Linked DNA regions of Mus musculus: region 1 is linked to region 2. A link is a loop called in an ENCODE intact Hi-C map of the cell type or tissue named here. Cell type or tissue: heart. All regions are shown on one strand. Links, peaks and the distances in the headings refer to the core of each region. The heading gives the core; the rest is flanking DNA.

Region 1 (8,341 bases), core at 292-8,291, 58 kb before region 2:
CAAGCAGCCAACTTTTGATCAATCATGGCTACCAGTCTGTCACCTCACCTAAGGATTAAGCAAAAGCTTTGTCCCGCCCGGGGGCCCAAACAAGGTACTGCAGAGCTGTGGCACTCAAACTCGTTCTCTACGGTACTCTGTGTCTAGGCTACAGGAACAGTTGTTCACAACTCTGGGCATGATTCTTCCTCTGGTTCGAGAGATTGCCAGCTTCTTCTGCTATCTGTGCTATAAGAACTGATTCTCGAGAACATTCATCCTGCACACCCGGGGGGAGAGGGGGCGGCGTGTGTGTGTTGTGTGTGTGTGTGTGTGTGTGTGTGTGTGTGTGTGTGTGTAAGTTGGCTTCCGACCTGCAGCCTTCTGTTGTGAGTACTAAGCATGAAGCAATTGCTCTAGGACATTCTTCTGTATTAGTCAGGGTTCTCTAGAGTCACAGAATTTATGGAATGAATCCATATATACCAATGGGCCGCTGAGAATGGAAAGTCCAAGCATCTGGTAGTTGCTCAGCCCCACAAGGCTGATTGTCTCGGCTGGTCTTCAGGATAAGCTGGGATCCTGAAGAAGTGGTCCCCAATGGATATGCTGGCAAAGGGAATGCAAGCAGGCAAAGAAAAGCAAACCCTTCCTTCTTCATTGCCCTTATGTAGGCCTCCTGCAGAAGATTTGGCCCACATTAAAGCCGTGCCTGAAGATCTGGCTGGATTAAAGGTGTGCGTCATCTCACCTCAAGATTTAGATCACAAACTTGGTGTCTTCCCGCCTCAAGATCCAGATCAAAGGTGTGTTTTCTCCCCGACTCAAGATCTGGATCAGAGGTGTGCCCTCCATTTCTGGATTGTAGTTCATGCCAGACAGCGTCAAGTTGACAACCGAAAATAGCCATCACTCACCCCAAGAGAGTATTATCCTCATATTCTGTGGTCATGAGTTGAAAGAAATTTTACTTAAAAACAAGAAAGCTTGATTCCTTCAGAGTGTCAAAATTGAATATAACATTCTAAGCCATGTGGACATTAACTGGGGAAAAAATGATCAAAACCATGAAGCTGAGAGCAAAACTTGACTTCTGTGTATTTCAGTGTCTTCATTTGTAAAATAAGAACAACACCAGCCCTTGTTCCTCTTGGCTCTTTCACAGTGGTATATAGCAAACAATATAGAAGCCGAAATTCTCATTAAACAGTTATGATGATGTCTTCGTTGGGGATTTTACTGCTGGAACAAAACACCATGGCCAAAAAGGAAGTTGGGGAGGAAAGGCTTTATTTAGCTTACACTTCCAGATCATGGTCCATCATTGGAGGAAGTCAGGACAGGAACTAAAGCAGGGCTGGAGCCTGCAGGCAGGAGCTGTGCAGGGGGCATGGAGGGGTGCTGGTAACTGGCTTGTTTAACATGGCTTAGCAGCTTTCTTTCTCATAGAACCCAGGACCACCAGACCAGGGACAGCACTCTCCTTATTAGGCTCCCTCGTTGATCACTAATGAGAAAATGTCTCACAGCTGGATCTCATGGAGGCATTTCCTCAACTGAGGCTCCCTCCTCTCTGGCTTGAGCTTCTTGTCAGTCAAGTTGACCCTCAAAACCAGCCAGCACAATGTCTGACTCCATTTTATTAGAGGAAAGATGAAAGTCTTCAGTGACTCTTATGTTAGCCAGCTTTCTGTCACTATAACAAAACACAGGAGATAATCAAGTTATAAAGAAGAACGATTACTTTTTCACTTGGACTTCTAGGGGTTATAGCCCTAAATAGATCGGCCCGTTAGCTTTAGGTGTGTGGCAAAGTAGCAAAGAGATTCAGGCAGAAGAAACCTGCTTTCCTGGTGGGTGGAGGGTGCACTGAAGCAGAAAGAAGACAGAGAGGAAGAGATCAGAGAGCTACTGACCCCTGAGGTCATTCACCGTCCTACACAATGACGTAATGACTTTCCACAGAGCCTCAACTCTAAACCTCTTCTTAATTACACCACCATGGAACCAAGCTTTTGACTCATAGGCCTCTTAGGCAAGCATTCAAGATGGAGCTGGAGCAAATGACATTGTCACTAGTGATTAACACTGCCTGTGTGAATGGGGTTCCTAGAGCAAGAACACTATCTGGAGGTAAGTAACTCATAACCCACTCCCCGTGATTTATTATTCTCCTTTATTCTCTATATTGCTGCCTTGCCTACATCTGAAATAGTTGCAATGTCTATTTTTGCTTCCGTATTCTGGCATTTACAAGAAAATCCCCCACTCTAAGGAACCTCCTAATAGGTTACCCAACTTTAAATGTGTCACTTTTATGCCTGATGTGTGCACTGATGATTCTCTGTAAAGATCTCATCTTACAAATCTTCTAAACCAAAAAAAAAAAAAAAAAAAAAAAAAAAAAAAAAAAGATACAGCTCATGAGTAAAAAGAAACCAGTGAGGGGAGATAATAATCCTAATTAATCAAAATAATCCTATGTAGTTGCAGGATGCTGTCTCCTCCCCAGACTGCCACATAACCAAATCACAGCGGGGAGTCAGTCTAGAACTCAGAGCGAGCAACTTCCACATAGCGTCGCGGTGGTTGTGTGCTCCACCATAGGGTTCTTTCCCCCAAATGGCCTTTTCTAACCTACTTGATGTTCTTGACGCTGCAGGTATTCTAGAATGTTTCTCTGTAGGTGACTGCCCTCCCTCCACTGCCCACCATCACACATTTAATCCACCCAGCTGGTTTCTTACACAATGTTTTACTTCAAATTTCATCTCAACCAAGCTGTCTCCTTTCAAGACTTTACCACCTCAGAGTATTTCTTTGGGGAAGTAGGAGTCTGTCTTTCACATCTCCATTTTCCCACCTAGATTATTCATTTGGCATATTGTGTATTTAATCTCAATGTATAGGTACAATAGATGCATATTAAATATGAAATACAAATTTAAAGAAAAGATTTATAGATGTTAGCTAAGAAGCCTGTTTCTCATTTCTGACTAAAGAATAAATCCTGCAAAATGATCAAGTCTTAAATCCAGAATGGAGGGAAATCTGTATCAATAGTGAATCCATTTATTTGTTTATATAACCTATGTAGATTGGTTTGTTGATAATTGATAATTATTCATCTCCTCATAATTATCGCAGCTATATTTTCTCCCATGTGCATTTTAATATTTATTTTCTGAAGACCAGATGGAGAAGTACATCCATCGATGCTTAATTATTTTTTCTCCCTATGAGATTTTAAAACTATACAGCGAAATAATTTCCTAAATAGAGAAGAAATACAAACGTATAAATGTTTCAGTGACACTTCGGGCTTATTTGGATTTCTTCCCTCAGTGTACTGAAGCTTGCTACCATTATCTGGAGCATATTGTCACCTTCAGAGAAAGCCCCTTCCCTCCTGTCAGAAATTGGGCTGTGAACGAACCCCAGCTCTCCAGCTTTCTTTATGCACAGTCCTCAGAAACTGTCATCCAAGTGAGCCCTTGTGGGGAGCGCCATCATCAAAGGACCCAGAAGCATAGTGAGGCTTAAAGTGTCACTCATCAGAGAGATAATGATGCTTTGGAGACCCCGTGTCATTTGATCATTTCTTTTTTCCTAAGTGCCATTAAGTCCCTCTTTGGCCAAGCATAGGGCTTAGCAAACAATGTGTAATTCAAACTCCAACGAGATTGGGCAGGAATGCACACCAACTAATCACAGTGGTGGCAGAGCCAGAGAGCAAAACTCTTCCGCCTGCTGTTTGCTGCCTATCAGCAACACACCACGGGGACTCCCGCCAAAGTGGCTTATCTGAAAAGACAGAGTAAGTGCTAAGACAGAGTTGCTAAAGCTTGTGACCATGATCAGTGGTCCCTCCTTGAAGAATTGTGGTCGAGTTAAACATAAATCAGAACCATTAATTAAGAAAAGCATCTACCGAGTCACCAGGGAGAAAAGTAGCTTGCAATGACCTTGCCAGCAGAGGCAGAAACCCTGAGCCCCAGCAGGTGTCGGGTCAGTGTGGGGCCCCTCAGCTGGCCCTTGCTTCACTTTCCTTGTATCTCTGGCCACTTACTCTTCACCAAGGGGTTTGCCTTCTGTGTTTGTTGTTAAACCCAACAGATAGCAGATGTTTTGATCTTCTTTCACCTTTGGGAAAATGCCATGCTTCTGCTCTGTGAGTCTCTGTTTCTTTGTGGGCCTGTCCTTTGCCTTCAGGTAATGTAGCTCAGTCTTTGGTGGGCTTGCCTTCGCCTTCCTTGGGCGCTTCTAGACTCTTCCCCTCTCCTGACTCACCCATCCACAGGCTTCCTCATTAGGTCACAGCTGGGCACCCTGGGCTGGAATTTCCCGTGTCCCCACTGGGTGGCGATCTTCAGCATAAGAGCTGGAAAATAAATGCCCAGAGATTTTTTTTTCTTTTTTAAGTTTACTCAGTTTATCAATTCAGAGTGGCTTTTTTAAATCTGTTTTTCGTTCACCTCATTTTAGCTTCCTACAGTTGTCACTGATAAGATTCCTCAAATATGTGAGTTTCGAGTTTATTCTTAATGCACTAACTTAAATAATTGTTCCTCACACGCGATCTATGTGTCTACAGTAACAGCCTACACTGGAACTCACCATTATCATAATAAATTTCACTTTAATTTGAACATTCTCTTAAGCTTAAAAAAATCAAGACATATTATACGAAACCAAAGAAGCTTCTTTTAAAATCACTCATGTGTAAGACAGGACAGCGGAGAAACAGAAAATACATACATACACATAGACGGGTTTAGCTTTCAGTTGATCCTATAACAAATCTCCGTAAGCCCAGTGGCCTAAATCAACACAAATGTGTCATCTTACAGTTCTAGATCAGAAGTCCAACAATGGCACCCCTGACTAAATCAGGTCCAGGCCAGCGCCATCCCTCCCAGCTTCCACAGCTCTGCCCTCCTTTAAATTCGGAGCCATGACATCCCTCAGACCCTCAGTCTACCATATGTCGCTCCCTGACTATAGCCTGGAAAGACTCATGTGGCAAGACTAGACCTTGCCAGCTGCCTTACAATGGCCGTCTAGTGCCGTGAAACTGGCATCTCAGTAAGCAGAGTTGGGTCAACCACACGGACAATTGGAGAGCGATAAAGTAACCGTAACCCTGACCTCCATGAACGTGAAACAATCAATGCTTAGTTACTTATGGATCTTACATGCTTGGGTGCTTTGTCTGCATGTATGCAGGTATGCATGTATGCATGTGTACTACACGTGTGCCCTTTGCCTCAGAAGGTCACAAGAGGGCACCAGATCTCCTAGACTCGGGGTTACAGTGGGTTGGAAACTGCCATGTGGGCGCTGGGGACAAGACCTTGGCCTTCTGCAGGAACAGCAAAAGCTCTTAATTACTGGTCCATCCTACGGTCCCTGCACAGTTATTTAGTATATCCACTTCACAAGGATAAAGTCCTTACAGTAGTAACATACAGATAAAAAGAGGGAAAAATTCAAATCCATATTTGACCTCAATATATAACATTAAATTTTAAATGACAAATTAAGGAAATGCATTTATAGTTTCTACTAGAATTGGAAAATTGGCTAAATTCCATGAGATAAAAATATCTATTAAAAAATAGAAGAAAATCTCTATTAAGTCTAAAAATATCTATTAAGAATAGAATGAAGAAAGAAGAAAGAAACTCAATCTAAAAACAGGCAAAAATGTTCATAAACAGACCACAAAAAATAAAAGCAAAATATTCTGAACATATAGAAAACTATTCCCAGTTTCTCTCATAGCTGGGCTACTCAGAAAGTTTTTCCTGGGGGGAAAACTGTTAGTGTTAACTTTTTTACATAATTTTAAATTCTTACCTACTTAAATTATGTATGTGGTCAAACAATATTAACTTCAAATATTAACTACAACTCTAAAATATAATATAAAATGAAAGAAATGAACCTACATGGATATAATATTGTTGAGATCAACACAGAGGAAAAAATAGTTCTGATAAGAACTTTAGAACAGGTTTCTATAGATCCCAAGGGAATATCTGTATATATTCTGAGAATACTGATAACTACCCCCACCCCCACCCCCACCCCCCAAAAAAAAACAAGGAAAAAAAAAGAATGTGACACTCTGCATGTTGAGTGACAGTGGTGTTACTGGTATTGTAATTTTAGTTGTATGATAAAATGAAGCAAATAAATAACCTTATCAGGAGTTCTGAGTTTTAGTGTTAAAAAAAAGGAGATATAAAAAGTGATAGAAAACGTAGTATGCATCACTGTAATGTTATAATCAAAAATAGTAAAAATAAACCTTAAATTTTGTTTGATTTTTATGTACATAAGTGCCTATGTGAGTGTATATGCATCATGTACATGCAGTAGCCCACAGAGGCCAGAAGAGGGTGACAAATCTAGAACTAGAATTACATGCACTAGTGAGTCACCATGTGGATGTTGGATGGAGCAGAGTCCAGGTCCTTTTTAAGAGGAGCTGGCACTGAAAGCACTGAGCCATCCCCAGCCCAGCACTCTTTTAGAAGCAGACTTTCCAACCACAGGAAGCATTTCAGGACACATTCTCTCCCCTGAGCTGTTTCTGAGTGTTATTTACACTAGTTAGTGTGCTAGAAAGCACACCCACAAACTGGACATGAAGTACCGAGGTTTATTAAGAGAAGGGGGAGATGTCTCAGAGAGTAACACCGGAAAATGCCTCGGGTCAGAGCACCAGTTTCACAACTGTGGAAGGAGAGACCGGGGGGGGGGGAGGCTCAGACCCTACACACATCTGTGGAGTGTATAGCCAGGCTAACTACAAATCTTCGTGCAGAGGTCATTAATTAACGTGTATCAGTTGTTCAGAGTAATGCACCTAGTTGAACTGTGAAACGGCGGCTAGTCTATAAAATTCTGAGAGCACTCTAAAGCTGACTCCGTAAGAAACATGAGCATGCGGGGCCGAAGCGGAAACGAACTCCACAGGAAGATCAACAGTCAACTAACCTGGATCCTTGGGGTTCTCAGAGTCTGAACCACCAACCAAAGAACATACACGGGCTGGGCCTAGGCTTCTCCGCACATGTAGCAGGTGTGCAGCTTGGTCTTCATCTGAGTCCTGAACAACTGGAGCAGGGGCTATCCCAAAAGCTGTTGCCTGTCCGTGGGATATGTTCTTCTAGCTGGGCTGCCTTGTCTGGCCTCAGTGGCAGACGAAGTGCCTAACCTTGAAGAGACTTGATATGGGGGTGTGGGGTGGGGGGTGGAGAGTGGGGATGGGAGGAGACCCTCCATGAGGAGAAGGGGGATGGGGGATGGACTGGGGGGACGTGTATGGGGTGGGGGGACTGGGAGGGGAGGAGCGGTAAGCTGTATTTAAAGTGAATAAGTAAAAAAGTTAAAAAAGAAACAAAATGGTCTGAGACTGACTGAGGCTGTGTCATTCCGTGAGAATCACATAGTAGACGTGATCTCCAGGTGCGGGCAGGGTTTTGCCTTCAGGGTTTGAACACATTAGGACAGACTTCATCAGCTCACTAGATTTACAAACTAAGTTTTCCCTTGTCCATTTCCAGGCAACTCTGTCCTTGGGCTAATGTTTCAGGCAGGCAGAGGGAAGTCATGGCCTTTCTCAAACTCACCTTGCTAACCAGGATCCTAAGGTGTTGTGACAGGTCGTCAGCAAAGTTTATCGAAAAGCACAAGCTCAAGCCGGGCATGGTGGCGCACGCCTTTAATCCCAGTACTCGGGAGGCAGAGGCAGGCGGATTTCTGAGTTCGAGGCCAGCCTGGTCTACAAAGTGAGCTCCAGGACAGCCAGGGCTATACAGAGAAACCCTGTCTCGAAAAACCAAAAAAAAAAAAAAAAAAAAAAAGCACAAGTGTGTGCAGTGCTGTATGTTTTACAGTGGTTTTGTTTTGTTTTTGTTTTTTGTTTTGTTCTGTTCTGTTTTGTTTTTGTTGTTGTTGTTGTTGGGGGGTTGGTTTGGTTTGGTTTTTCTAGACAGGATTCCCCTGTGTAGCCCTTGAAACTTGCTCTGAAGACCAGTCTGGCCTTGAACTCAGAGATCCACCTGCCTCTGCCTCCCCAGTGCTGGGATTAGAGTTGTGAGCCACCACACCCAGCTGTGCTGCGTTTTAGTTAGTCACCTCTCAAGATCTCCTAAGGAACTGTTTTACAGGAGGAAGAGACCACCTTTTTAAGTAACCGCCACAAGGCCGATTTGCTTAGAGATTTCAACAGGACATGTAGACTGTTGATTCTGACTCTAAGATAACAGTCCTCAGCAGAGCCCACCGCCTATTGTACATGTCCTACACGAGTTGACAGTGAAGTGCAAAGGCGATTGCTAAATTAGCAAGG
Region 2 (8,341 bases), core at 242-8,241:
AAACATTTACGTTATTTGGCTTTCCAGGTTCTTATATGATATGCAGTGGGTTGAGATATTTTATACCCAACAACATTGATTATTTCATCTCCATCTGTTTTGCTACTAACATAGAGCCTTTGTGACTAACTATCACTTCAGACTCTCATAGAAGACAATGCCTAAAGATGGTACTCTCCCTTGGATAGAGGCCATATTTTCTATCTTAGACTGACTACCTTGCCATACCACCCAGCTATATCACTCCTCAACAGTTACCCAAAAGACCCCATGTTAACAAACCAGAGATGCTTACACGTCAAATCTTATTGCAGCACTATTCACAGAAGCTAAATTATGGAGCCAGACTAGGTGCTCAAGACATAGGCATGGATAGAGGAAATATGGTTCATAGACACGGGGGAATTTCCTTCTACCATAAGAATGAAGTTATATGGTCTAAAGGAAAATGGATGGAAGTAGAGATAATTATATTAAATATATTAGGTTTGTTTCAGAAATGTAAATCATGTGTTTCAGTTCATTTGGGGGCTTTTAGCATTATGAATACTATAGAATCACATGTTTACCAATGACAAGAAACTCAGACAAGTACCCTGGCAAATGACCCATACAGATGTGATGCTAAGGTCATGTGTCTTGAGGACATAGATGCCCTGCAGTAGAGACTTTTCCAGATTTTGATCTAAATGACATAAACAGACATTAACTACCTTTATTTCTGTCTTAATTCCCTTTTTATTAAATTATTTTATTTATTTACATTCCAAATGTTGACCCCCTTCCAGGTCCTCCCTCTCTGGGTTCTTCACCCCCTTCCTCCTCCCCTTTGCTTCTCGGAGGGTGCCCTCCCACCCAAGCCCCATCCCTATCACTCACCCACCACACACCCACCCTCACCCTCCTAACACCCCCCTTCCCTTGGGCATCAAGTTTCTACAGGATTAGGCACATCCTCTCCCACTGAGGTCAGACAAGGCAGTCCTCTGCTACATGTGCCAAGGGCCACAGACCAGCCCATGTGTGCTCTTTGGTTGGTGGCTTAGTCTCTGGGAGCTCTGAGGTGTTCAAGTTATTGATATTGTTATTTGTCCTGTGGGGTTGCAATTCCCTTCAGCTCCTTCAGTCCTTCCCTTAACTCTTCCATAGGGGTCCCCCACCTCAGTCCAATGGTTGGCTGAAAAATACCTGCATCTGTTTCAGTCAGCTGCTGGTAGAGCCTCTCAGAGGACAGCCATGCTAGGCTCCAGTTAACTACCTTCCTTATCTCTTATTTATCCAAAATTTCCTAATCTGCAAACACAATGCATTAGGCCAAACTCTGCTTTTAATCAACACATATATTAGGTAACTAGTTCTTTTGAAAATAGTGAAGTAGGGCTGGAGAGATGGCTCAGTCATTAAGAGCACTGGCTGCTTTTGCTGAGATCCAGGTTCAATTCCCAGCATCTACATGAAAGCCCATAACCATCTGTAACTCCAGTTCTGAGGACCCAGTGCCCTCTTGTGGCTTCCACAGGCCCCAGGCACACACATGGTGTAAATATATACATACAGTCAAACGCTCAAACACATAAAATAAACAAATATATCTTTAGAAAATAATGAATGGGGAGAGGGTCTGGAGAGATGCATCATGGGTTCAGAATGTTGATTGCTCTTCCAGAGAACCTGAGCTGGATTCTCAGCATCCAGTTCCCGTAATTCACAACAACCTGAACTCCAGTCTTCTCTTGATCCCTTCAGGAACCCACACGCGTGGCAAACATGCACAGCATAAACACACTACACATACCACACACACCACAGTCATATACCACGAACACACCACACACATACATATCACACACATACATACATACACACACACACACACCACACTCATATATCACACACACACATTTCACACACATACCACATACACACCACAGTATAGTACACACACATACTACACACATACCAAACACACTCACACCACACACACACACACACACACATACACACACTCACCATACACACATCATGAATACATGAATAAAAGAAAACAATAATAAAAAAATAATAAACATTCCTGTGTTCTGATCTCTTTTGTAAGGGACATTTAAAAGGGAATACACACTTTTAAAAATAGGCATGTGGGTTTTGTCTTTTCTCCCAGGAAGAGTTAACAGAGGGCAGACATTTCCACTGTCTTTTTTTTTCCTAAAATGCTCTATTTTCTCTGACAACTGTGCTTAGTGAAGAAAGAAGTCAGATTACAGAGTCAGCTGCAAGACCCAGGCAGGCTAGGTGGGACCTCAGCTACTTATAGGCAGCCACTCCCACAGAGAGATAAAAGGACAGCTAACACAGAAAACTCCAGACAGAGGAAAGTTTAACCCTTTCCTCTCCAGAGGCAATCAGTCAGCTGGCTTTGTCTTCATACTGAAGTTGGTCAGAAATCGCTGTTTTCCTTTTTCCAAAGCAAATATGTGGGAAATCCTTTTTGAAAATCTATTGTAAACATAATCTAAAGTTTAAATTTTTAATGTGTGCCAGTGGTGTGTGTGTGTGTGTGTGTGTGTGTGTGTGTGTGTGTGTGTGTGTTTGTCTGTGTCTTTCTGTGTGTGCACTCTCAGCTAGTCTAGCTGGCTAGAGAGTTCCCAGCATCCTCTTCACTCTACCTCCTAATGTGGGGATCGCAGACCAGAGCAGCTATGCCACACTTTTTACACAGGTGATGGAGATTTGAACTCAGGTCCTCATGCTTGCAGAAACTCACTAGTCATCTCCCCAACCTTATTTAGAGGGCTACATTTCAGGCACACGATGCAGATAGCCCTATATATCCACAGAGTCCTTAGCAACACTGGCCAATCATAGATCAAAAGTGTTTTGTTTTTGTTTTAAAATGTCTATACTGAATTTATAATGGGAATTTCTATAAGTAGCATTGGGGGGGGCGGTTCAAGACAGGGTTTCTCTGTGTAGCCCTGGTTGTCCTGGAACTCACTCTGTAGACCAGGCTGGCCTCAAACTCAGAAATCTGCCTGCTTCTGCCTCCCAAGTGCTGGGATTAAAGGCATGTGCCACCACTGCCTAGCTATAAGTATCATTTAATTGTATTAAGTAAAGTGCAAAAGCTAGTGTCCAAGGACAGAGCACAGCATGAGATGGAGAGGCCTGCTAGTGAGAGTCCCTTCTCCATCCTACCAGTGAACTGTGCACAGGGCAAAAGGCGATGGTTTTCAGCAAAGTACTCCACTTAAGGGAGTGGAAGAGTTAAGAACTAGGAGCCCATCTACCTCATTTTAACTCCTGCAGTTACTTTCCACATACCTGTAATCCCAGTGTTGAGAACACAGAGTGTGTTGGGGGATGGGGGGAATAGGGGATCATGGCCGGCCATTCTAGTCACGCCAGGTTCTGTGACACGCTGTTTTGAAATAGTAAGGTTAGAAGTGGTTGAGGGAGACACCTGATGTCATCCCCTGGCCTCAGCACTCATATGCATGTGAGTACATGTGTGTCCCACCCATGTGAACACGTACACACACACACACACACACACACACACACACACACACACACACAGGAGCACAGTCATACAGAGACCCAGGTCCACACTCAAGAACAGCTATCATTCCACGTGAGGCACCACACTCATTAGCTAGGTTATTTTTTTACAACCATGTACAAAAATCAATGTTATGAAGAAACTAGAAATTAGACAAGACTACAAAGCTGAGATAGAATAGCAAAGTTCTTTTCTATCTTAATATTACCTCCTATGCAGAGCCGTACCTTAAAATGTGCCGGCTGGCCCTTTGGCACCAGTCTACAATAGCAAAGAGAATGTTATATGAAAATTCAATAAGCAGTCCTGAACAGTTGTGGGCCCTTTCCCTGCATACCTCCCTCCTTTCAAGCCCCTAAGTCCCCATGTGTACTGTGCTATCCCCAAAGCCCAAAGTAAAAAATTCAAAGTAGACACAGACTTTTCTCATGGATGAAAACACATCATGGTTCAGTTGCCCAGATCTTCAACTGCTCACATTTTCCCAGCTACATGTCTACTCTTGGGATTTTTCCATTAGGTTACCCTGACTTTTTCAGCTTCTCTGCTGAAGTATTGAAGTGTTCAGCAGCTCCAACCATGGCTGCTCCTAGCTCTGGCCACCTATACAGAAATCACCTTGCTCTGACCGTGGTGGAGTCTCCACTTTCTCCACAACTTTGGTCTCCCAACATTGCAATGATGAAATGCAGAAACCTATGTGTCAGAAACATTTTGCATGTGTGTATAGATCCCCTCATACCATTACATTGCTTTGCTATAAGGACTGGGAGGTTTTCTGACTCTGAAAATCATAAGCAGTGGCTACTGAGGGGGTCCAGAGCTTCTTTTGTAATGCTGCTAAAATCCACCGTCTGCTTGATTAGCATTTGTCTTGACCTAGATTTCAAGGGCCACAATGTTGGACTTCATTTCTAGGTCCAATGTGATTTGAGTGCGGCTTGCCTTTATTCTGATTAATCAATACAAACTCAAAGCTGTTCACCAGAGAGAGAGAGGATGATTGCTGATGACTGCCATTAAGGACCGATTGAAAAACCAACCCACCTGCCTGCAAACCCATGGCTGGGCCACAGGAATATTCTGTGCCCTACACAGCGTGCAGCACCTCTGATCAGAGTCTCCTTCTAGAAAGTGGATCTGCTTTTAGAACTGTCGGCATTGCTTTCCAAACACTAAGAACAGAGGCATGCAGCGTGGATCGACAATAATGCCCGTGCATGTTCAAACTTGATGGTGTGCTATATCGGCGCTCACATAATATCTGTTGGAGTGAATTATGACACAAGTCTACGAATGGTATTTTGCTTGCAGTCCAGAAAGTGTCTGTATCTCTAAATGCTTGAGAATCAGAGATAAACTCACAGGGTCAGCCACTGGGTGACACAGAGGAAGGTCCTAACATGTGGGGAGAAAGGCAGCAGACACGAAGCGCAGGGGTGTGTCTAAGCCCTCACGTGAGATGGGGACACCAGCTAACACAGCAGAGCAATGAGAGATGATTCCTGTCCAAAAGCTCATGTCGCTGCCACATGGCTTCTGTACCTTTCATTTCTATTTACTCTCTGCAGTGAAGCTGAGTGACAGGGCAAGTGAATGCGCTTGCATATGCTTGTGTATCTAATGGCTTGGGACCAGTGTTATGGGCTTGGTCAGCCCTGGTTTAAGAGTTTTCCCATCCAACATTTGGGAGGGCAAAGAATAGAACTGGAGGAAAACGAGACAACGTGGGGGTGGGTTTTGTGATTTGTCAGAAGCAGCAAATCTGAAAGCCTCTTCCTGGGACTATCTGTGTTCCAGGCCTTATTCCATTTGAGTTCATGGGTTGAAATCTAAGTCTTTGGCTTCTGCTTTTGATTACATAGTTTGGAAAGAGTTCTGACTGTCAACTCTGGGCTCCTGGCTCCCTGAATAAAACCAGTGACAGATGCAAAGTTCATACAACCAAGCCCCAGAAAGTTCATCCACACGGATCCCTGAAAGTTCACACGCATGAGCTCTTGAGGGAAAAAAAAAAAAAAAACTTCCTGGGGAAGGATGGATGAAAAACCTAATAAAATTCTCAACAGAGTTAATAACTCAGAAATTACTTAACCTTAGTACTCGATGCTCCTAACTATGTTAGAAGTGCCTGCCCAGAAAGGGAAATGTCATTTCTCATTTGCTTGAGAATGGGTCACTCTTCTATGCCTCCATGGGCGACTCCAGGAACCATGCTATCCTCCCAGGGAAAGCTGCACCATGACAGGTTCTGTCATGTCAAGTCCCCGAGTTCTGAGCACTGCCCGTGAGATGGGCTAACCTGAAGAAGGCCACGAACACAGCTCTGGATCCTCACGCCCTGCTGATCAGCATTAAACATGTACTGTAGACCCTGTGGGTTACTTATACAAAATCCCATCCAACAGAGTGGAGTGTTGTATTGGTTCCTCCTCCACTGGATTGCTTAGTCTTATTGGTAGTTATTAAAACTTATGCAAGCCATCCCACCATGTCTAGTAACACTGTTGAAAACAGTATCTTTTTAATATTCGTAAAACCAAGTGTATCATTTCAGTACCATTGGAAGAGGAAACACACTTGTGTTATGCTGGGGTCAAAGGAGTTCAAATATTCTAATAGTAGCTTTTGTTTATTTGTGTTCCCGTACAAGATACATGTAGCAGATTCTAAGAAAGAAGCCCTATTTAGAACACTCTGTCATTAGTTCTTTTAATAACCTGATTTTCCATATCTAATATCACCTAGAATGCTTATGAAATAGTTGATATTTATAGTTGTAGCAAACCAAGTATTTTCAGAGATGAAATCAGAGTACTACTGCATTAAAATAATGTTTTACAAGCTGTTTGTTTCTATTATCTATGATAGATACTCTCCTTTGATGTATAATGAAGTGTATTATTATATTATATTATTATACATATACTATTATGTATATGTATTTTTTTCAATACATTTCCTGCAGGAGCCAGCAGAGCACACCCTGTCTCTTAGGCATTGTTCTGATGTGTCCATAGTAACACATCTTTGGACATGACATCATGAGGCCTGTGAGGTTCATGTCCTAAGAGATAAACTTTCAGTCACAAAAGTCAAATATTCTACCACAGCTGAAAGAGAAAAGTTAGCCTTCCTCTTCTATCATATGCCTAGATTAACAAAAAAGTATGTCTCCAGACTAAACCTAGAGAAGCCCCTGGATGTATTCTTTCCCAGTTAAGACTCAGCTTGCTTAATTGTGTCTTTGTTCGAATGCCATCTGCCCACACTGTAAAGCTGTTCTCAGAAACTGGGCCAGACAGATACCAACACGCATGAATCTTGAGGAATTCAGAAGAATATGTACAAATGCACCAAAAAATTCTTGCTTGACTATGTAATTGAAAGGGAGGGAACACTACTAACTTCTAGAATGTGAGAGGCAAAATAATTACATTATTCCAAAGTCTAAAATAATAGTAAGAAGACCAGGAGGAAAAGTTGTCCCTGAAATTTGAGACATTATGACTATTCCCTACAGCCCCAACAGAAATAATATCTTTGTATTTCCTAGTTTTATATTTAAAAATGAAAGAAACTCAACAGTCTTTTCTATAATGAAATTACAGCTCTCTTCCCTTTAGTCCAGCATGCTAGACAGAGATGTGTGTGCACTTACGTTAATGCAAGCTCTTTGGAAAACTTTGAGGGAGGTCTCTGGCCTGTGTCACCTTGAGTTCTATTGTTTGGCCGTGGATAACACATTCTGGAGCCTCGAATTTCTCTTCTGGTTCTGATGAGACAAGTTTTCCATTGTGTGAGCTGGAGGCTAGAAAGCTGCCCTTGAGTCTGCCATGGCTCACTCGGCTGCCAGGTCTCACACGGTCCTTTGCACGAGCTAAGAGCTCAACAATCAATTATTCAGATTATTTGCTTTGGAAACACTTTCTATCCAAACATCCTAGCCTCCCCTGTTCTCCTTGTTCCTGTAGCCCTCTCTCACCCATTGATCCTATCCATCCATCCCTTCACAGTGGCTTCCTGGGCACGATGCTCACCCTGCAGAGAGCTCACCACCACAGCAATCTTTGTAAAACATTGTCATTTAAGACTTTAAGAATCTCTACTGACCACTATTGATTTACATTTAAACTCTTTTTTTAAGACTGAACATACTAGCCTATTAATCAATACTCTCCTTTATACTACAAAAGCACCTCCTCTTACATGGCCAGTGCCAACATCCAGATTTAACCACACCTGAGTCGGCTCTCCTATGTTCCCTTAGCCCTTAAGGGCTCCCGTTTTCCTTTGGTTGTCTAGGTTAATCCTTCTGTTGAGTTCAGGACTCTCACATCCCCATTCCTCCTTCCTCCTTTAACTACCTTCTCGCCAGTTCTAACTTCTGAGCAATCATAGTCTTCACCTAGCAACACACCTCTGACTTAACCACACACTGCTCTCTCTTCTCTCTAACTGATCGTATGCTCTCTTACTTCTCTCTAACACTTCAGCCTATCGCCTTATTGGGACGATGTATCCAATTTTACAGATAAATCCTCAAGTATAGAGGTAACGTTTAAATCGTCATGTCTAAGGCTAAATCATGAGTCCCAGCCATGTAGGGAGTTCCTGGTTTTCTCAATGCTATACATTGATCTCCATCTGCCCGGGCAGAAGTTATAAGGGGAAAGCAATGGAAAATGGAGGGAAAAGTGAGATTTCCTTCCAGAACAAAGACCAGTGTGAATGACTGACATCCTGTAAACATTACAGCAAACAGCCAGTTTGTAAACTCCAAAC

Evidence for each region. Peaks named below come from ENCODE experiments on the same cell type or tissue, not always from the same donor. Only the 100,000 strongest peaks of a DNase experiment are listed, where the experiment ranks them.
Region 1: it touches region 2 in a loop (2.1-fold over the local background); 2 of 42 quality-filtered maps call a loop at or near these places.

The regions. Positions count from the first base shown.
Region 1 is chr3:53,725,974-53,734,314 of GRCm38, reverse strand. It overlaps Gm30735 (a long non-coding RNA gene), which reads right to left. Exons shown (of 5, transcript XR_867291.2): 3 at 6,985-7,214; 4 at 4,270-4,360; 5 at 1-1,675. Among named protein-coding and RNA genes, the nearest start is that of Gm30735, 27 kb to the right of the region's middle. In heart, for the core only: CTCF peaks have their summits at 4,332 and 6,360 (motif pointing right); no DNase peak of the experiment used is centred there; H3K4me3 peaks cover 864 bases; H3K27ac peaks cover 573 bases.
Region 2 is chr3:53,668,421-53,676,761 of GRCm38, reverse strand. No RefSeq gene overlaps it. Among named protein-coding and RNA genes, the nearest start is that of Frem2, 15 kb to the right of the region's middle. In heart, for the core only: no CTCF peak of the experiment used is centred there; no DNase peak of the experiment used is centred there; H3K4me3 peaks cover 248 bases; H3K27ac peaks cover 3,698 bases.